Linked DNA regions of Homo sapiens: all the other regions are linked to region 1. A link is an interaction called in ENCODE POLR2A ChIA-PET data of the cell type or tissue named here. Cell type or tissue: OCI-LY7. All regions are shown on one strand. Links, peaks and the distances in the headings refer to the core of each region. The heading gives the core; the rest is flanking DNA.

Region 1 (7,527 bases), core at 802-5,801:
CACACTCTGGGGACTGTTGTGGGGTGGGGGGAGGGGGGATGGATAGCATTAGGAGATATACCTAATGCTAAATGACGAGTTAATGGGTGCAGCACACCAGCATGGCACATGTATACATATGTAACTAATCTGCACGTTGTGCACATGTACCCTAAAACTTAAAGTATAATAATAAAAAAAAAGAGTTTTTTTTTAACTTAAAAATGGTTGAAATTTAAAATGTTGTAAAGTTGAAAAAGAGCCCCTTAGAAAGGAATGATTCAGCATTACTGATGGCATTTTAAAAAGGAAATGTATCTGTGAGACAGCTTTAGAAAAGTTTTGCAGCTTGGATACCGTAAACTATGCACTAATGAGCTTCAACCCATTTTCTTGCTTATTTTGTCAACCCTGACACCAAGGATAGTTACCAGCTGCTGAAGAAGCACTTTCTGGACATTGGGCAGCTTTTTCTTTTGGAGCCAACTCTATTCTTTTTCAGGGTTATAGTTAAATCATTCAACACAAAAATATGTACTTACACAGTTTTAGAGCTTGTCACATTGGTGACCTGATGAATGCCACTTAAATTACCTAGATTCATCTTTAAGCAGAATTGTTTTCCCTTCAGATGCTTAGAAAGATTGTTAGTTTCTTTTATATCTTTAAGTTCTAAATCACAAAATCATATGGCAAGAAAAACCCCAGATTTCTTTTCCAATCTATGAATAAACATAAAGAGACAGTTAATACTTAATTGATCTATCTGAACTATGATTTTTAACTTCTCTCATTGTTTTTATTTTTTTATTTTATTTTATTTTATTTTGAGATGGAGTCTCGCACTTTCACCCAGCCTGGAGTGCGGTGGTGTGATCTCGGCTCACTGCAAGCTCCACCTCCCGGGTTCACGCCATTCTCCTGCCTCAGCCTCCGGAGTAGCTGAGACTACACGCATTCACCACCACACCTGGCTAATTTTTCGTATTTTTAGTAGAGATGGGCTTTCACCTTGTTAGCCAGGATGGTCTCGATGTTTTTAAAGAAAAAATATTTACATTTATTATCAAATTAATCTTAAAATCTAAAATACATTAAGATATGCTTTTGGAAACTGTTTACAAACAACCTCAACAAATAAACATCATCGCTTTCAATCACATTTCTTTTTTTCTGGACCCAGTTGCTCTAACTTGCACTATCCCTTTTTTTTTTTTTTTTTTTTTTGAGATGGAGTTTCACTCTTGTTGCCCAGGCTGGAGTGCAATGGTGTGATCTCGGCTCACCGCAAATTCTGCCTCTTGGGTTCAAGTGATTCTTCTGCTTCAGCCTCCCGAGTAGCTAGGATTACAGGCATGCGCCACCACACCTGGCCAGTTTTGTATTTTTAGTAGAGATAGCGTTTCTTCATGTTGGTGAGGTTGGTCTTGAACTCCCGACCTCAGGTGATCCGCCTGCCTCAGCCTCCCAAAGTGCTGGGATTACAGGCGTGAGCCCCCACGCCCAGCCCCTTCTTTTTATTTGAAATCAAGATTTCGTCTCTGGCGAAGTTATTTCTCAGATATAACTTAGCAAGAATTTATCATCTTTTATCACATTCCCCATGTTTATGTGAACATGTATGACAGCGATGGTTTGAAGGTTTCTTCAGAACTTTCTGCTTGCAAATATTTTGCCCTATCATCCCCTTAAATATAGTTGTACTCATGGATATTGCTTTCCAAATTTGAAAATACGGTAATTAATTACTTGCATGTTGAAATATACATAAAGGACTTGCCCACACATAAGATTCCACCTGTAATTATGGCTTTGAGGAGAGGAGGGCATGAAGGGCTGCATAGTCTTAGTATTAAATAATTCATTACGCTAAAGGAGAATGCACGTAAAGTCAAGTGGCAGGAGATGCAATTGTGAAAGGGCCATGGCCACATTTTGTCTTGGGGATGTGGAGCCATTGAAAATAAATGAAACAGTCACTGTGTTTAATCTCACCAGTCTTCAAAACAATTCAGAGGGCTTACTGCTCATTTTTACTGATAAGAAGATAATAAAAATAATAAAGCATTGACTTAGGTACAAGGCTCCATTTAGAACTAGGTTCTTTACAAGCCTCACCTCTAATTCATGCAGCAATCCTTACTCAAGGTAGGTGTTTCTTGCATTATACAGAAGAGGAAACTGGGTCTTAGAGAGGTTTAGGTCTCTTCCCAGGGCCACAAAACTAAACGATGAAACTTGGAAGAAGCCCACTTTTTTTTCACTGCATCATACTACCTTGAATATGAAATATCTCTGCCAAGTCTACAAGTGCAGTATAGAAGGTTATGGTGATGGTCATAGTGGGTGGATTGAGGCTGTGTGGTGGGACAGACAGTGGCAGTAGGGATCGTGAGGAGGGGGCACGTCTAAGAGCTATTTGGGAGGTAGGGTGGAACAGGCATTGGATGTTACTATATGTGGAAAGTGAGGAAGACAGTGGAGCTGAGAATCTTCTCAGGCTGGATAGGAGGTGGTTCTATTTACAAAGGAAGGTATTATGGGGCAGAGCAGTTTTAGAGGGTGAAATTGATGCTCAAGTTACATGAGTTTCTGTTGTTTTTGACACAGGGTTTCTCTCTGTCACCCAGGCTGGAGTGCAGTGGTGCTGTTACAGCTCACCGCAACCTTAACTAACCATCCTGGCTCAAGTGATCCTCCCATCTCAGCCTCCCAAGGAGCTGGGAATACAGACCCATGCCACCATGCCTGGCTAATTTTTTTTTGAGACTGAGTCTCCCTCTGTTTCCCCAGCTGGAGTGCAGTGGCATGATCTCAGCCCACTGCAACCTTTGCCTCCTGGGTTCAAGTGATTCTCCTGCCTCAGCCTCCCAAGTAACTGGGACTACAGGAGCATACCACCATGCTTGGGTAATTTTTTTTTTTTTTTTTGAGCTGGAATCTCACTCTATCACCCAGGCTGGAGTGCAGTGGTCTGATCTCAGCTCACTGCAACCTCCACCTCCCAGGTTCAAGCGATTCTCCTGCCTCAGCCTCCTGAATAGGTGGGACTACAGGTGCCTGCCACCATGCCTGAATAATTTTTTTTTTTCCAAGACAGAATCTCGCTCTGTCGCCTAGGCTGGAGTGCAGTGGCGCAATCTCGGCTTACTGCAACCTCTGCCTCCCGGGTTCAAGTGATTCTCCTGCGTCAGCCACCTGTAGATGGGATTATAGGCGCGCGCCACCACGCCTGGCTAGTTTTTGTATTTTTTTTAGTAGAGACAGGGTTTCACCATGTTGGCCAGAGTGGTCTTGATCTTCTGACCTCGTGATCCACCCACCTTGGCCTCCGAAAGTGCTGGGATTATAGGCATGAGCCACCGCGCCCAGCCTAATTTTTGTACTTTTAGTAGAGAGAAGATTTCAAACATGTTGCCCAGGCTGGTCTGAAATTCCTGAGCTCGAGCGATCTGCCTGCCTTGCCCTCGTAAAGTGTGGAGATTACAGGCATGAGCCATTGTGCCCAGCCACATAAGTCCTTTTAATTCATGTTTTCTTTGCTGGGGAAGCGTACATTGCATGATGGATTCAGATCCTCAACTTTCTTTTTTTTCTTTTTTTGAGATGGGGTCTCATTTTGTCACCTAGGCTGGAGTACAGTGGTGTGATCGTGGCTTACTGCAGCCTTGACCTCCTGGGCTCAAGCAATCCTCATGCCTCAGCCCCCAAGTAGCTGGGACTACAGGTGCACACCGCCATGCCTGACTAATTTTTGTATTTTTTTTGTAGACACAGGGTTTTGCCATGTAAGCCAGGTTGGTCTAGAACTCTTGAGCTAAGGACAGTCCGCCTGTTTTGGCCTCCCAAAGTGCTAGGATTACAGGCTAACTTTCAATTTAATAAAAAAAATTAATTTGTGCAATTGGTTGTTATTTTATAGAAGCCTAATTTCTAGAATATGGGATATAAACAATTTAATAATGTTTTCACCAGTTAGTTTGATTGCTTTCTAAATTAGGAAAAATGAAAACAAATAAACGATGGGCAAAAAAGCTGACTGGGGACAGTAAGGTCTAAGAAGGCAGCCTAAGTGGAAAATTAGCCCTTACTCACCATTTAGGGTTATGGGGGCTGGGAGCAACAGTCCTCACTGCTCACTGACTAATCTTTATCAATCTTATTTAATCTTTATTGAAGATGCATTAGCATTTTTAATTTAAGTGGGTTTTTTTCCTCTTTTCTTTTGGTGGGGGGTGTGGGCGGCGGGGGAGTTTCAATATGTTGACCAGGCTGGTCTTGAACTCCTGGCCTCAAGCGATTCTCCCTCCTCAGCCTCCCAAAGTGCTGGGATTACAGGCATGAGCCATTGCACCCAGCCTTTTCTATTTTTCATTTCAAGAGTTTGCTTTTTAAGAATTAAAATTGTGTAATTATGACAGTTTTTATTGCAGTACTCCAAGCTAGAGAAAAGCATATATAAATTAATAGTTTTCCCTTCTTCTCCCACAGTTCTGTCTCTGTTGTTAACACTTTGCTGAGTATTCTTCTGTACTTGTTTTAAATGTCTTTAAACATATAGGCAGGGTTTTTGTGTGTGTGGTGTTTTTGGTTTTTTTTTTTTTGCTGTTTTTCTTCCTTTGTTTTTATAAAAACAGGATCTTGCAGCCTGGTGTTTTAAATTTAGTAGTATGTCCTTTCAAAAGGCAGGTATTTACGAGACAAAGCTGCATTTTTAAAGCACTGGTGAAGTGTGAAGAAAATGAGACCGATTAGGGAAGAAAACCCGAGAAGCTCAGAGTTTGGGTGACCCTGGGGATGTGGGAAGGTGGTGAAAATGGTACCCTGAGGGTAGCATGGATGGTAAGTGAAAGAGGAAAAGGTGTAGGTTTGCATAAAAGAAACTGATGGAATTTGGATGCCCAATAGCAGACCCAGGGGAATGATACCAGGGGAAAAGATGGACAGTTTTGTGGGTAAATTAGCAGTGATTTTGATTCCTTGTCTTGTTAGCTGCTGATGGAGATACGTGTATCAGCATAATACCTGGCTAGTTTCCATGGCCGGCAAGAGCCAGTCCTGCAGTGTGACCACATCCTGTCCATTCTGGGTCTTGGTGGCAAGCCAGGATGATTCAGGCAGTTGGGCTTTATTACGTTATCCCTTCTTTGCCCTCTGAAAGCTGAGTTTTGAAATAGTTAGGATCTTATACAACATCTCAGATTCAGCATGCTGTGCAGGAGGTGGGGAGAAAAGGGTACAAAAGAGGAAAATGTTCAGTGAAGGTGTTATTACAATGGAGGGGAATATGAAAGTGGAAATTGATACCTTTTCCTCTTGGGATTTAATTAAGTCTATAAAATTAAGGTGTTGCAATACATAATGTCTATGATTTTTTTTTACCAGCTCTAAATCTCTGAGATGGCTGTGTTTTAGAGCTGCATGTTCTGCTTATTTACTGCCTGTCCTTTACATTTCAAATTCATTCAATATTTTTCCAAAGTACAGAATAGTTTTGCCTAGTTGCAGTAATTTTCACCTAGACTTCAGGGATCTTCCATCAACTCTTTTATGTATTTTTTCTCCTTTGTTTTTCCACTCTGGTCACTCAGTTCTAGCCAAGATAGTCCACCTTATTTTAGCACTTGTACTATGTCTCTGTCTCTGTCTGTCTGTCTGTCTGTCTGTCTCTCTCTCTCTCTCTCTCTCTCTCTCTTTCTCTCTCTCTCTCTCTCTATATATATATATATATATGTAATTTTGAGATGGAGTCTCACTCTGTCGCTCTGACTGAAGTACAGTGGTGCGATTACAGCCCACTGCAGCCTTGACCTCACAGGTTCAAGTAATCCTCCCACCTCAGCCTCCAGAGTAGCTGGGACCACAGGTGCACACCACTATGCTGGCTATTTTTTTTTTTTTTAACCTGATTTTGTTTTTACTGGAGGCTCAGGTGGCCCAACTAATTTTTAGAAATTATTATTTGCAGAGATGAGGTTTTGTTATGTTGCTCAGGCTGGTCTTGAACTTCTGGGCTCAAGTGATTCTCCCACCTCAGCCTCCCAAAGTGTTGGGATTGTAGGTGTGAACTACTGTGCCTGGCCTTCTACATTTTTTTTTTAACCATTTCATAGTTCCCTTTTTCTTTGAACACTTGGTCCAAACTCACTTTTCTTCTGGATTCATATTTTCTGATCTCACCTATTATGTTATAGAACTGATATGTTACGTTTGTTTTCATTGATGCGTCTGTACTTGGCTTCAGAGAGCAGAACAAGGCCCTGTGAGTCACTGGGAGCCAGATTTTGGATCAAAATAAATCACTTTCTGACAAGTGTAGTTGTCTAGTAATGGAATGAGGCAGTCTTCTTAGGAAGTAATGAATTCCCTGTCACCAAAAGGGAGAAGCTAGTGAGCCACTTGCTGAGAATACTCTATGGGGAGTTGTCCTTAGGAAGGGGTATATCTAGAATGATCTCTAAGGTTCATTCTTATTCGGATTTCTTTGATTTTTATCATTCCAGGTGTTCCAAATAATTTGATAAGTTTATGTTTTTTATACTTTTCCCACCACCAGAGCAGTGTTTCCAACATGGTTAAATTGTTCTGCTTTAATGTTTGGCATTTCACACTATTTGATGACTGTAAACATTTGGAATGTTTTCACAGTGTCTCAAAACTTTATTTTGATTTATGTTTTGCTTTATTTTCAGAAGAAAACTAATGGGTAATATAAAGCTTTAAGATGAGTGTATCTCTAAATTTGGAGAGCTTTCAGTGAAACTGTACATTTTGAAGCTACGTGGTTGCATTGAGGGAGGTCTACAGCCTCCAGAATCTTCTTTTTCACACACACGGGCACATGTGCATGTGCATGACTTTATATTTTGTCATTTACGCTTAGTCATATATATATATATATACACAAATATATATACACACACACACACACACACACACATATATATATATATATATATATATTTTTTTTTAAGACCATATTTCGCTCTCGTTGTCCAGGCTGGAGTGCAATGGCATGATCTCAGCTCACCGCAACCTCCACCTCCCAGTTTCAAGCAATTCTCCTGCCTCAGGCTCCCGAGTAGCTGGGATTACAGGCATGCACCACCATGCCCAGCTAATTTTGTATTTTTAGTAGAGACAGGGTTTCTCCATGTTGGTCAGGCTGGTCGCGAACTCCTGACCTCAGGTGATCTGCTCGCCTCGGCCTCCCAAAGTGCTGGGATTACAGGCGTGAGCCATCGCACCGGCCCGCTTAGTCCAATATTTTATTTTATTTTATTTTATTTTATTTATTTTTTTTGAGATGGAGTCTCACTCTGTCGCCCAGGCTGGAGTGCAGTGGCGCGAACTCGGCTCACTGCAAGCTCCGCTTCCCTGGGTTCATGCCATTCTCCTGTCTCAGCCTCCCAAGTAGCTGGGACTACAGGTGCCCGCCACTACGCCTGGCCAATTTTTGTATTTTTAGTACAGATGGGGTTTCACCGTGTTAGCCAGGATGGTCTCGATCTCTTGACCTTGTGATCCGCCCGCCTCGGCCTCCCAAAG
Region 2 (7,527 bases), core at 1,117-6,116, 730 kb before region 1:
CAAATCATGCCACATCCATATCACAAAATTAAAATCAATGTTTTAGATTTAATAACTCAATCCCTTTGTGTTCTCATGAACACATGATTTAATATTGGTTTCATGACATTAAGTTCCATTTATACATGCTGGAAACTCCCAAATTTATATCTAAAGTCCAGCTATAGCTCCCCAAATCCAGACCAAGACATTGAATTTCCTCTGTGGTGTCCCAGCAAGTTCTGGAGTATGGCACCTCCTCATGGATGTGTCCTTGGCACCTGGGGGCAGATTCCAAACAAGTCCACTTATTTTAAATGTCTCAGTAAACTCATTTTTATTTTTTTGAGACTGGGTCTCACTCTATTGCCCAGACAGGAGTGCAGTGGCACGATCTCGGCTCACTGCAACCTTCACCTCTGGGGCTCAAGCAATCCTCTCACCTCAGCCCTGCAGGTAGCTGGGAACACAGGCACGTGCCACCACGCCAGGCTAATATTTTGTATTTTTAGTAGAGACGGGGTTTTGCTATGTTGCCCAGGCTAGTCTCGAACTCCTAGGCTCAAGCAATCCGACTGCCTCAGCCTCCCACAGTGTTGAGATTACAGGTGTGAGCCGCTGTGCCCAGCCTCAGTAAACTTCTTTGCCACCCAGAGAGAAGGTTGTACCCTCTGTCAGGGTCTGGTTCAACCTCAGGCAGAGGGGGCTCATTTAGATTTGCCTTGACTCAGGCCTATCGGTTTTTTTTGTTTTTTGTTTTTGTTTTTGTTTTGGGGGGGACGGAGTCTCACTCTGTTGCCCAGGCTGGAGTGTAGTGGTGTGATCTCTGCTCACAGCAACCTCTGCCTCCTGGGTTCAAGCGATTCCCCTGCCTCAGCCTCCAGAGTAGCTGGGACTACAGGCATGCGCCACTATGCCTGGCTAAGTTTTTTAATTTTTAGTAGAGATGGGGTTTCACCATGTTAGCCATGATGATCTCGATCTCCTGACCTCGTGATCCGCCCGCCTCAGCCTCCCAAAGTGCTGGGATTACAGATGTGAGCCACGGCGCCCAGCCAACTCAGCCCTATAGTTAATGGCTGTTCCCTATAAATGTTTTTCTTATATTAAGAGTTTTGTTTTCATCACCTGGCATCAGATCCTCCATTATTCCAATTTCTTGTTATTGTTTGTGATAGGTAATCTTAGTTCAACTTAACTGGGCCAGGGTGCCCAGAAACTTGGTCAAACATTATTCTGGATACTACTATGAAGGTGTTTTTGGATGAGATTAATGGTTTTGTTTTTTGTTTTTTTTTGTGATGGAGCCTTGCTCTGTCACCCAGGCTGGAGTGCTGTGGCATGATCTCGGCTCACTGCAACCTTTGCCTCCTGGGTTCAAGCGATTCTCCTGCCTCAGCCTCCTGAGTAGCTGGGATTACAGGCGTGTGCCATCATGCCCATCTAATTTTTGTATTTTTAGTAGAGGCGACGTTTCACCATGTTGGTGAGGCTGGTCTCGAACTCCTGACCCTGTGATCCACCCACCTCGGCCTCCCAAAGTGCTGGGATTACAGTGCCTGGCGAGATTAACATTTTAATTGGTGGACTTCGAGTAAAGCAAATTACTATCCGTAATATGGGTGGGCCTCATCCAGTTTAAGGAGTTAATATAAAAAAGACTGACTTCCTCCTGAGCAAGAAGAAATTCTGCCAGCAGACTGCCTTTTGGCTTGAACTGTCTCTTCCCTGAGTCTCCAACCTGATGGCCCACAATAAAGATTTAGACTCCCCAGGCCTCCACAATTGTGTGAGCCAATTCCTTAAAATGTTTCTCTATCTATAACATATCCTATTAGTTCTGTTTCTCTGGAGAACCCTAATACATTATACTTTTTTTTTTTTTTTTGAGACAGTCCCTCTCTGTTGCCCAGGCTGGAGTGCAGTGGTGCGATCTCGGCTCACTGCAACCTCCGCCTCCCGGCTTCAAGCAATTCTCCTCCCTCAGCCTCCAGAGTAGCTGGGGTTACAGGCACGCGCCACCACGCCTGGCTACTTTTTGTATTTTTAGTAGAGATAGGGTTTCACCATGTTGTTCAGGCTGGTCTCAAACTCCTGACCTCATGATCTACCCACCTTGGCCTCCCAAAGTGCTGGGATTACAGGCGTGACCCACCACGCCCAGCCTACATTATTCTTTACATTCAACTACCCCAGTTCAAATTGCTGTGTGGTTTCTGTCTCCTGATTGGACCGTGATGAATACACTATTATTCTCTCCTGAACTCCCAATCCATATGTGCAGATGCTTACCCAGCATCTCTATCTGGATGTCTAAAAGGTGTCTCAAAAGCATCGCAAATTTGTTATCCCCAAAAGTAGCTCTTGATGCTCCTCCCACAAACTTTTCTTTTCTTTTTTTCCTTTTTTTTTTTTGAGATGAAGTCTCGCTCTTGTCCCCCAGTCTGAAGTGCAATGGTGCGATCTTGGCTTACTGCAACCTCCACCTCCCGGGTTCAAGTGATTCTCCAGCCTCAGCCTCTCGAGTAGCTGGGATTACAAGTGTGTACCACCACGCCCAGCTAGTTTTTTGTATTTTTAGTAGAGACGGGGTTTCACCATGTTGGCCAGGCTGGTCCTGAACTCCTGACTTCAGGTGATCCGCCTGCCTTGGCCTCCCAGAGTGCTGGGATTACAGGCATGAGCCACCGTGCCCAGCCAAACTTGTTTTCTTTTACAGCTTTTCCAATCTCAGTTAAAGGCAACTCCATTTTTCAGTAAGGCCTTCCCTAGCAACCCATTAATTGTAGTCAGCAGCCCCAACTATACTTTCAATCCCTCTTCTCTGCTGTTATTTTATTTTTTATTTTTATTTTTTTGAGCAGATTCTCACTCTATTGTCCAGGCTGGAGTGCAGTTGCATGATCTCGGCTCACTGTAGCCTCTGCCTCCCATGTTCAAGCAATTCTTCTGCCTCAGTCTCCCCAGTAGCTGGAATTACAGGCGCCCACCACTAAACCTGGCTAATATTTGTATTTTTAGTAGAGATGAGGTTTCACCATGTTGGTCAGGCTGGTCTTGAACTCCTGGCCTCAAGAGATCTGCCTGCCTCAGCCTCCCAAACTGTTGGGATTACAGGCATGAGCCACCACACCCGGCCATTTGCTATTATTATTTATTTTTTTTTGAGACAGTCTTGCTCTGTCACCCAGGCTGGAGTGCAGTGGCACAATCTTGGCTCACTGCAACCTCCGCCTCCCAGGTTCAAGCAATTCTTCTGCCTCAACCTCCCGAGTAGCTGGGATTACAGGTGCATGCCACCACGCCTGGCTAATTTTTGTATTTTTAGTAAAGACGTTTTCACCATGTTGGCCAGGCTGGTCTCGAACTCCTGACCTTGTGATCCACCCTCCATGGCCTCCCAAAGTGCTGGGATTACAGGCGTGAGCCACTGCATCCCGCCACTATTATTGCTATCTAATTACTATATTTATTACGTATGTTTATTATGTAACTCCTCCACTGGAATATAAACTATGAGAGCAATAATTTAACGTGTATTTTAGGGCCGGGCACAGTGGCTCACGCCTGTAATCCCAGCACTTTGGGAGGCCGAGTTGGGCAGATCACGAGGTCAGGAGATCGAGACCATCCTGGCTAATATGGTGAAACCCCATCTCTACTAAAAATACAAAAAATTAGCCAGGCATGGTGGCACGCACCTGTAGTCCCAGCTACTCGTGAGGCTGAGACAGGAGAATCACTTGAACCTGGGAGGTGGAAGTTGCAGTGAGCCAAGATTGCACCACTGCACTCCAGCCTGGTGACAGAGTGAGACTCCGTCTCAAAAAAAAAAAAAAAAAAAAAAAAAAAAAGAATTTCATGGTTTTTGTTTTGTTTTTTTGAGATGAAGTCTCACTCCTGTCCCCCACGCTGTAGTGCAGTGGCATGATCTCAGCTACTGCAACCTCCGCCTCCCGGGTTCAAGCGATTCTCCTGCCTCAGCCTCCCGAGTAGCTGGGATTACAGGCACCTGTCACCACACCCAGCTAATTTTTGTATTTTTAGGAGAGACAGGGTTTTGCCATGTTGGCCAGGCTGGTCTTGAACTCCTGACCTCAAGTGATGCACTCGCCTTGGCCTCCCAAAATGCTGGGATTACAGGCCTTCTCCTTTTTAATGATATATTTTGATGACCAGAAATTCTTAATTTTTATATAGTCAATTTTTTTATAGCAAAACACCTGTGAACATAGTCAAATTTATCACTTATCCTTTATAATTTAAATGTCTTAAGAAAACTTCCCTTTCCCAAGTTAATAAGTACATTTTGTATTTTCTCCTAAAAATTATGTTTCATCTTTCACATTTAGGTTGCTAAGCCACCAAGAATTGATTTTTCTGTATGGTGTGAGGTAGGGTTCAAATTTTCACCCCTTACTCAGAAGGCTCTTTTTTTCTACATAATGGTTTTGGTTTGATCTCTCTGCTTTCTGAAGTCTCTTATCCTATGAAACACTATCAAGATTCTACAACAATGAAGCAAAACAAAGTATCAATCCCACAGTTTTATTTGTAAAGAACAAAGCATGAAAAGTCATATTTAAATGTACTCCCAAACCTGAAAAACCCACGTCAGTTTGTCTGATATGTATGTTAAAGTGCTTAATATCACAATACTCTTTCAAATTTTATATTATGTTCAGATGAGAAAAAAAATCCAGTTCTGATGCATTTTGCTAACAATACAAAGAAAAACAATATAATTTAAATTCAGAAAAGCTAATTAAAAAAAAGATACACAGGTTACATTTATACATGGTTCAAGTGTAACACAGAGCATTCTAAATGTTTCACACCCTCATTTGATTGACAACAGGAACTCCTTACTATACTTCTCTACTGTTGACAAGATTTGGTGTTTAGAATCAAGATTGGATTCACACACAAGTACATTCAGGTAAATTAGAACAAATATGATTCCCTCCTACATAACCCAAGGATACCCTGGATCCCTTCGAATGAGGAAAAATTTTATTTGAGGTTTTTTTTTTTTCCTCTAGCTTGATGTGATATATCTCTGAAGTCAATCTTTATCTTGTCCTTGAGAGGGTGAACAGCTCCAATCAGATTTTGGAGAGGAGGTTCTCCTTAGATTCTTTTGATCACACTACATCAGCAACCTCTTCAAAAAGCTTAGAATTCAGTTGATTCAAGGGATTTATAAATTTATTTTAATAGGAATAAAGGACCTAGTAGTTTATTATCCTTTTCTGTCTCCTATTTATGCTAAACAGTAAAGTAATAAATACTTATATAAGAAACAGACTTCAAAAGACATGGATGACTTGGAAATAGGATTCACTTTATAAAAGTAGAGAAGGGCTCAAGACTCTCAATCAGTGAAGGTGTGTTAATACTGAAATATAAATAGCTAAAGTTCAGATTGTCTTTTCAACATAGTGAAAAGGATACACTAGTTTCTGTAAACCTCACAGAAAATATTCACAGTTCCCTAAATGAAAAATTGTAATCTTTAGCAGAAAGAAGATATTTCATTATGAAGAGCTACACTCCTAATGTTGTGAAATAAATATTTCCCTGGAAATTTGAGGTCCTTGTCTGTCACCTCATGTTTCAAAATACCTTAGGGATGTCAACATATACTACACATAAGCTGTTGTATAGTCTTGAACCTCTTTTTCACTTACATTTACATATAACAGTGCTTTATTGCCAAAAAAGGAAATATGAGCAGTTCAGTATTTCCCCCATATCATTCATATAGTGTGATAGAAGTTCATTAAAATAATTTTTTAAAAAGCCATGTGAAAGTAAATACCACAAGGTTACAAAAGGTACAAAAATGTGTGAAACATTTAAATTTCAGAGGGAAATCCACACTTCTGCAAGGTTGAAGTTTCTCATATCAAATTCTCATTCCCAGTGGAAAACAAGGTGGGGAGGGTTGGGAGGTTTTTGTCCTCAGTAGCCTGCTTTTTCCCACGTAGGACTCCACTTTATACTACTTCACACTGACTCGCAGTCATTTTTAAGGCATATGACTCCCGACCAGGGCACAGATCTCACACATGCTTCCAACATCAGTGTAATGCCACTGTGTCATAAAGGTCAAGATTAGGGGTTTCATGACATATGAAAAACTTTGGGAAAATAAATTTTTCAAGAGGTAATACTTTTGGCAATTTAATTTTAAAACAACTTCTTCACCAGCTATTACTATGCAAAAATAATCATTATGGTCCCAGCATTTAATTTATTTGCAGGAAAAAAACAAATTAAATATTGATTTTTTTATTTACTTTGAGATGTAATCCTAAAGCAATGTATTAATTTAAAAAATTACCACAGCAGAAAAGATGCCTCTATGTGGGTATGGTCCTTCCAAAAGTCAGCTTAAAAGTCAAGCATTTATTCTAAGCATTCTGCTACTACTGTTGTGCTCAAACTTTTGGTATAACTTAGAGACACTTATGAGCCACATAAAAACTAAGTCCTTTGTTTTGTTTTTTTGAGATGGGGTTTCCCTATGTTACCCAGGCTGGACTCAAACTCCTGGGTTGAAGTGATCCTCCTGCCTTGGCTTCCCAAGCAGCTGGGACTACAGGTGTGTACTGCCATGCCCAACATGTCTTATTTCTTTATAACTGCACTTCTTATGTGACCCCAAACTCAGCTTAAGCATCCTTTTCATTGATCAAACTTGGATCCTAAGGACTATTTCCAAATATTTAAATTTATTCTTAAAGGCCAAGATTGACTGCCATTGGGAATATTCAAAAGAATGGGGGTACTGGCCATTCAAGCAGCTCACACAAGGAGGGCCCCACATGTTTATAGCACAGGCTGTATCAACGGAATAAGTACATGGGCTCACAAGGTGACTGAAGGACCCATCATCCAAGAGGATGTGTCAGTTCTGATGTGTTTTTTTTAAATCATCATTTCACCATTATAGTAATATTACACAAAGGCATGAAGATGAAACTTCAGGTGTAACTTTTTTGGGGGTATTACTTTTTAAAGTAATGGTTTTATTCATAGGCCGCAAATCCAACTTTGGCTGCAGTTTTTTTCTTTTTTTTTTTTTGAGACGGAGTCTCGCTCTTGTCACCCAGGTTGGAGTGCAGTGGCACAATCTCGGCTCACTGCAACCTCCACCTCCTGTGTTTAAACGATTCTCCTGCTTCAGCCTCCTGAGTAGCTGGAATTACAGGCCCTGCCACCACCCCCCCGCTAATTTTTGTCTATTTTTTTTTTTTAGTAGAGACGGGGTTTCACCATGTTGGCCAGTCTGGTCTTGAACTCCCGACTGACCTCAGATGAACCACCCGCCTCAGACTCCCAAAGTGTCAGGATTACAGGCGTTAGCCACCGTACCTGGCCTGCTCCCAGTTTTTACAAGATGTTAATTCCCAATAATCTGAGAGCAATGTGTTAATATGAATATTAATTCTTCTAAATGAATATTCATCCTTATTTCCTACTTGTATAGGTGGATGAATAAAGATCCAATAGTATAATAGAAAGACTATTAGTAAGAATGCC
Region 3 (7,527 bases), core at 1,117-6,116, 95 kb after region 1:
CTATAGATTAGTTTGCATTCTCTAGCATTTCATGTAAATGGAATGTTACTGAATGTACTCTTGCTTTTGTCTGGCTTCTTTTACTTAGCATAATGTTTTGCAATTCAGCCATGTTGTTGGATATGTCAGTAGTTTACTCCTTTTTATTGCCGATTAGTATTCCATTGTATGGATATGCCACAACTTGGTTTTTTATTCACCAATTGATGGATATTTGAAATGTTTGCATTTTGGCTGCTATGAACATTTGTGTGTAAATCTTTATGTGATCACGTGCTTTCATTTGTCTTGGATAAATAAATACCTAGGAGTGGAATGGTTGGATTGCATGGTAGGAATATGCATATAGTAATTTATTTTTATTGCATTTCACAAATAAAAAGCATTAGCCCACAAGGATTAGAAATAAAACTCTCCCAGGCCGGGAGCAGGGGCTCATGCCTGTAATCCCAGCACTTTGGGAGGCTAAGGTGGGCTGATCACCTGATGTCAGGAGTTCAAGGCCAGCCTGGCCAACAAGGTGAAACCTCATATCCACTAAAAATACAAAAATTAGCTGGGTGTGGTGGTGCATGCCTGTAATCCCAGCTACTCAGGAGGCTGAGGTAGGAGAATCACTTGAACCTGGGAGATGGAGGTTGCAGTGAGCCGAGATCACGCCACTGCACTCCAGCCTGGGAGACAGAGCAAGACTCCTTCTCAAAAAAAAGAAAGAAGGAAAGAAAACTCTTCCTTCAGCAAATGTATTTTGAAAAGTACTAGCCTAAGTTAAATGCCCAACAGTGTTCACAGCTACATTGTTTATAATAGCAAAAGACTGGAAACAATCCAATCATCCATTGTCAAGAGAATGGATTATTAATATGAAGTATATATCCAGTAGACTACTTTATAACAATGAAAACTACATTGATGTAGCTGCAGTTTATCTACTACATTAATGTAGCTGCAGCTACATTAATCAGAATGAATAAACGGAATTTAAAGTTGAGTTCCAAAAGCAAATTGCAAAAGAGTGCATATGGAAGGATTTCATCATATGAATTTTACAAACAGTATTTTACTACAATATTAAATAGCATTTTATTTACAGAAACATACATATATGGTAAACTATAAAGAAAATGGTGATACAAAATGCAGGATAGTGTTTACTTGGGGAGTGGCCGAAGGTACAATGAGAGAGATAGGACCAAGGAGGACAGACAGAGGCCTTTGAGGCTAGTGGGTCTTGGTCCCGTTCTTAAACTATAGGAATTCATTTTAATGTTACATTTTGTGTTTATATTTTGTCATAAATTTTTTGTGCATATTCAATATGTAACCACAAAATACAAAAAAACTCTCAACAGTTGACAAGGGAGTTTATTAAGCAAATAGAGGTACCAATTACAAACCATCAGGGTTAGAAAAAAAATCCAGGCTTTAAGTAAATATAAATCTAAGTAATAGGCTATTGACTATTATCTTAGAAAAACTTGGGGTATTACACCAGGTTATCACAGAATATTTAGTTGAGAAGTATGGAAAATATGATATGCTATTTATTTGAATGATACTCGGTAGGCATGTAATGTGATGATTAAATCAGTTAAGAATATGTGATAGATTTTTTTTAAAAAAACATCTCATTTAAAATGCATGTCTTTTGTTTTTATGATTATTGAAAAATGGTTTTCAGAATACAAAATGAGAATCAAAAATTGGTAATTAGATATTCTGTGTTTCTCAAATGGACGGACTTTATAATTGGGTGGAGTTATGTTAAAAGCTAGAAAAACTGAAGAAGTTAAGAAAGAATTGAAAATTCCCATTAAGAGAAAAAAGAAAAAGCTGCAACCTTTGCTAATATAAACCGTAAGAGCCTATGCCTCTTGAAATTTCTCTGTGTTTGTCTTTGTACATTTTTAATGACTTAATGAGAAAAAAGATTCATCAGGACTCCTTTCCTAGCAGGAGGTTTAGTGTTTCACAAATGAGTAGGGAGCTGCTCTCATAATGAGGTAAACGGCCACCTGATTCTTGGATAAGTCCAAGGAAAACCTTTACACCAGAGGAAGCAACAGCTTGCCAGTGTTCAATCTGAGACTTTCCAAGGTCAGAAGAGAGGAGGATTGGTATTGATATTTAATAAGCATTTACTGTGTCCAAGGCATTTTGGTACGAATTTTATATCTCTTATCTGATATCCTTGCCTTTTAGGACTAGGCTGTTTTTACCTTTAAGGTAGATGTTATTATTCTCATTTTACACATGAGGTAACTGAAACATAGAACTTAAAAACCTTGCCAAACATTTCAGAGGAGGCAGATTTAAACCCAGATGCATTTGCATTAAACCCCAATGGATTTGATTCCAAAGCACGTCGTCTTTCTGCTAATAATAGCCAACAGTCATTGAGTACTTACTATATTTATACCAAGGTCTGTTCCAAGTGATACATAGATTTTCTCTTTTAAGCCTCGTGGCAGTATGAGAAAGAAGCTATTATTATCCCCATTTTACAGATGAAAAAATGGAGTCACAGAATGTTATGTAATTTGCCCAATGTCACACAGTAAGTGGCAGAGTTGGTCCACCTCAGGAGCCCACACTCTTAACCTCTTTTGGCCTTTTATGAGTACATCTGCCCTTTCAAGGATCAGGCTTGAGTCTGTCAGGGAGGCCTCATGTCTCCTATTAACTTTTGAGCCATACGCATCATGGAAACTGGTTTCTCCTGGCTGGGTACTTCTGAGTTGCCTGGCCTCCTGTGAGCTCTTCTTTTCTAATTGAATCTACTCTCTAAGACTCTTTGCTGCTGGAATATGCAGCAGTAGTTTGAGAGACACTTCTCAGTCAGTTCTAACATGTTTAGCTAGGTTCTTCCTATTTTTTGTGCTTCATCAGATCATTTGGGCTCAGTGTTTTCTTTCTTTTTATTTTTTTCTTTTTTTTTGAGACAGTATCTCACGTTGTTGCCCAGGCTGCAGTGCAGTGGTGCAATCTCAGCTCACTGCAACCCTGCCTCCTGGGTTCAAGCGATTCTCCTGCGATTCTCCTGCCTCAGCCTTCAGAGTAGCTGGGATTACAAGCACCTGCCATCACAGCCGGCTAATTTTTGTATTTTTAATAGAGATGGGGTTTCACTATGTTGGTCAGGTGGACCTTAGGTGATCCACCTGCCTCAGCCTCCCAAACTGCTGGGATTACAGACGTGAGCCACCGCGCCCAGTCTGGGCTCAGTGTTTTTCAGTGGAATAAGGATGAATCATTAGAAGAGCTTTCATACCTCTTAAACTCTCAAATTCCATGCCTTAATAAGGATTTTTATTAATACTTCATTTAAAACAAACAGTAATTAAGCATCATTTTAACCATTTGATGTGATTATAACTCATATGCTTTCTACTCCAAAAATATTTGAAGTAGAAGAAACCAATACAATGGGATAAACACAAAAAAATGCAGAACAATGTAGAGAAAACAGAGATAATTATACAAAACCTTAAGGTATTTTCGTTATTGCTGTTGAGCATTTAATGCTGAATTTCCTGGCAGCTGAGGCAACAGAAAGGTAATTGGTCAGATAATTTTTGTTATATGTTCAAATAAAGTAAACTAGTTCATTGGGGAGGATAGGGTACCATGTCAGGCCACTAGCCAACCCTTTTCTTCCTACAAGTTAAATTATATCTGAATATCCTCTGGAGCACTCAGATCTTAAAATACTTTAGAAGAGACTGTAAAGAACTGCCAGTGATTGTCTTTAAAGAGGCGTCATGGCAGTGCTGTAATTCTTGCTTAGCAACACTTATATCTAAGCTTTCTTCTCTGAGGGAAAGGCCAGGTTCTAGGTCACTCCCTCACTTTGTTCCAGTCTCTGCCCAAAGGTCACCTCTTCCCTGACTGCCCTTTCTATATGAGGTTCCCACCGAACGCATCTGGGTTGCCCTCTATCCCTGTCCAACATAGTAGTCACTAGCCATATATGACAATTAAAATTAATTAAATGACAAAATAAAAAATTCAGTACTTTGGTCATACCAGCCACATTTCAAAAGCTCAGTAGCCATGTGTGGCAACTGGGCATATTGGCAACACAGATACGTCATCGCAGAAAGTTCCACTGGGCACTGCTAGCCTATGCTCTTGCCTTAACTTTTTCAACACTATGCCATGCCATGCACCTATTGATTTGTTTATGTTCCACTAGAATACATGCTCTGGATCACAGAGTTTTTTTTTTTTGTTTTCCCAGAACATAGCTGAATCCTCAGTGCCTAAAGCAGTGCCTGACATAGTACAGTGCTTTGTAAATACTTGCCGAGTGAATGAACAACAAATGAATGAATGAATTTTAGTATTATTTTGCAGTTTCAAATCAAAAGTATTTTGTCTAATGTCCCTGGGTGACCTAGTACACGTTCTGCCACAGTTTTTGAGATGAAAGAACGAAAATTCTGTGATCAAAGAGAACATTTTAAAGATAAAATGATATTAAATATACTAGTCAAAATTTTATTTCTTTTATCTTTTATATTATGAAGAATAATGGGTACGAAATTTCTGTTTATCAATTAACGTATCATCCTGAATATGAACACAGAAAATATCAATTTTCTTTGCATTAAGAAGTCATGTAAGTAGAAGGAGAAAACAAAGTACTTATTACATAGCTAACTGGACTTACAGTCACATCTAATTTAAAGCAAATTTGCTCCATGCAATGGAATATACTAAAAGTAATATTGTGCAATTATAGCTACAGACATGATAGGAAATCATAATACATTCTAAAAGTATATAGAAAAATGTCAGTTTACTTCAACTTATTTTAAACAAAAATTACCCATGAAATGATTGCAGTACCTAAAAAGAATTTGCAATCTGAACAAAATATAACTAGAAGCACGACTACCCTATATCTCCTATAAATACAGATTGAAGCTAGTTTTGTGATTTCAGCCAAAGATGCAGCTTCAGTAACCTTGAAAAACATTGTTTCCTTTCTATTGGGCCTGGCTTTGTCAGGAGATACTCAGGAGGTGATGGTGAAAGGAGGTACCTGGTGGAGCCAGACGAGTCGGGTAAATCAGCTTTAACAAGCAGCCAGATGATAGATGTCAGTTGGGTGTCATGCCCAATTCTAGTTGCTGACAATTAGGAATTAGATTAAAATAGGAGTGTTTTCTCCTTCACCCTCCCTTTCTTAAAAGCAGCCATTTTCTGAGTAGTGTTAGTTCTTAGTTCTCAGTGGATTTGCAAATGCAGATCATGAGGCACCTCTAGCTTGGGCAGGATTGGTGTTATTTTGCTATTTCAAGTAAAAAACATGATGGTTAGTGTCCTTGGATAACCTCATATACTTTCATTGTTTTTCAAATCAGGTCCAGTGAAGGGCCAAGTTCTTCATAAATATCATGGCTAATTTTGGAAACCCATATGTTCAGTTAAGGTTTCTGAAACTGGAATAAATATGAATGGAGGATTTATCAACATTTGGATATTTGCAATTTCAATTCTTGATTCTTTTTTGAAAATCTATTCTGGGTCTACATCTGAAATGTTTATCTCCTTTGGTGCTAGATCCAGAGTACAATTTTTGAAAACTTTAAATCAAGGGTGGAACAATAAATTCACTTGCTCTTAAGACTTTAGGGGTTGTTTTAGCTGCCAAGAGAGCATTGCCTGTGTGCTGCGAAAAATACGAGAGCCACAGAATGGCCAAATTATTGCTTTTACTCAGGCAGAGTGAAGAAAATGGCCCTGTGACAGACATTTCCAGTTTCCTGTACATAGAAATGGGGAAACAGTTGTGAAAAAAAAAAAAAAGCCAGCTGGGGTTCTTGACACACAGTTCATGCTAATTTTAAATTGTACTAATACTTGACTATATAGTGAGGGATCCTTTGCAGGATGATGATCTGTTGAAGACTCAGCAGGCCACTGTGGGGAGAGGGAGAGAGGCTGTCAGAACCTTCCCCTCCAGAGGCCTTTTAATGGATACTGAATTCAGAATTGACCTCACAGAATCTGATCATTACTGATGCAAGAGCAAAGTCAACATCATCTGCAAAGATAATTTCTCATCTATTCATGAGTACCTGTGCTTATCACCACATCTGGAAATCTGACTACTCAAATAAGAATTTCTGTCGAGAGACTGAACAAGCCAGGCACCAGGAATATTTTACTCTGTATGTACAGATGGACATCGATACTGGAATATTTCTGTCTCACTGATGCTTAGGGACCATCTTTTGATTTTGATCCGTGTCAAGATTCTAAGGCAGTTTAACTAAGACATGGGTTTTCAGTGTTTTTTTGTTTTTGTTTTTGTTTTAATTTCTGTTTCTGTGAGTGTAATTTAGGGAGGAGTACCAGCTTGTTTTTTATAAGTTGTTTCTTACAATGATTAACACATAATCTTTTCTGCCTTAAGGTTTATAACAAATGTGAAACTAAGTTTCACAGGTTAATTCCAGCCTAATCTTTTCATAGATGATAGCGTAGCCCAGAAGCAATATGCTGTGACATTTTATTTTATTTTATTTTTGAGACAGAGTCTTGCTTTGTTGCCCAGGCTGGAGTGCAGTGGCATGATCTCGGCTCACTGCAACCTCCATCTCCCAGATTCAAGTGATTCTCCTGCCTCAGCCACCCAAGTAGCTGGGATTACAGGCATGCACAAGCACGCCCAGCTAATCTTTGTATTTTAACAGAGACGGGGTTTTGCCACGTTGGCCAGACTGGTTTCGAACGCCTGACCTCAAGTGATCCACCACCTCAGCCTCCCAAAGTGCTGGGATTACAGGCGTGAGCCACCGTGTCCAGCCTACCGTGACATTTTAAATTTCAAAATGTAATAAAATCACAAGTTATGCCAGAAAGCCACCGTACTTCTCATTGAATATAGTATCTCCTTGGTGTTCATGTCCTTATGTTCTTATATAACTCTGTGTGCCAGTGTTTCACCAAATCTATCAACTCTTTTAAGGCAGAGACTACATTTATTTATTTTTTAACTTTTTGTTTGAAATAACAAAACTTTCTGATAACTTCAGACTTAGAAAAAAGTTGCCCCAAAATACTACACTGATTTTCATGTACCCTTGATACAGCTTCCCCAGATGTTACCATCTTACATAATCATAGTACAGTGAAGGAAACAGAAATTGACGTTGATACAATAGCATCACTAACTAACCTAAATAACTTATTTCAGTTTGCCGATTGTCCTACTAGTGTCCTTTTTAAAGTCCAGGATCCAATCTAGAATCCCATACAACACTTACTTGTCACGTCTTGTTAGTCTCATCTAGTCCGGAGGAGTCTTTCTATAATTTTCACGACTTAATACTTTTGAAGAGTCCCGACCAGTGATTTTGTACAATGTCCCCAGTTTGGGTTTGTCTGATGTTTTCTTAGGATAAGAATTAGCTTATGCATTTTTGACAACAATACCACTGAAGTGATGTTGTGCCCTTCCCAATGTTTTTTGTTGTTGTTGTTTTTGTTTTTGTTTTGGAGAAGGGGTCTCCATCT

The links. Peaks named below come from ENCODE experiments on the same cell type or tissue, not always from the same donor. Only the 100,000 strongest peaks of a DNase experiment are listed, where the experiment ranks them.
Region 2: POLR2A ChIA-PET joins it to region 1 with 7 read pairs; 2 of 35 experiments call an interaction of 5 or more read pairs at or near these places.
Region 3: POLR2A ChIA-PET joins it to region 1 with 7 read pairs; 4 of 35 experiments call an interaction of 5 or more read pairs at or near these places.

Annotation. Positions count from the first base shown.
Region 1 is chr12:32,110,818-32,118,344 of GRCh38, forward strand. The region is part of intron 1 of BICD1 (BICD cargo adaptor 1); the gene reads left to right. Among named protein-coding and RNA genes, the nearest start is that of BICD1-AS1, 7.1 kb to the left of the region's middle. In OCI-LY7, for the core only: no CTCF peak of the experiment used is centred there; DNase peaks (open chromatin) are centred at 3,734 and 5,054; H3K4me3 peaks cover 1,510 bases; H3K27ac peaks cover 2,198 bases.
Region 2 is chr12:31,377,715-31,385,241 of GRCh38, forward strand. It overlaps DENND5B (DENN domain containing 5B), which reads right to left. Exons shown (of 21, transcript NM_144973.4): 21 at 4,512-7,527. Among named protein-coding and RNA genes, the nearest start is that of LINC02387, 12 kb to the left of the region's middle. In OCI-LY7, for the core only: no CTCF peak of the experiment used is centred there; no DNase peak of the experiment used is centred there.
Region 3 is chr12:32,205,905-32,213,431 of GRCh38, forward strand. The region is part of intron 1 of BICD1 (BICD cargo adaptor 1); the gene reads left to right. Among named protein-coding and RNA genes, the nearest start is that of BICD1-AS1, 100 kb to the left of the region's middle. In OCI-LY7, for the core only: no CTCF peak of the experiment used is centred there; no DNase peak of the experiment used is centred there; H3K27ac peaks cover 1,311 bases.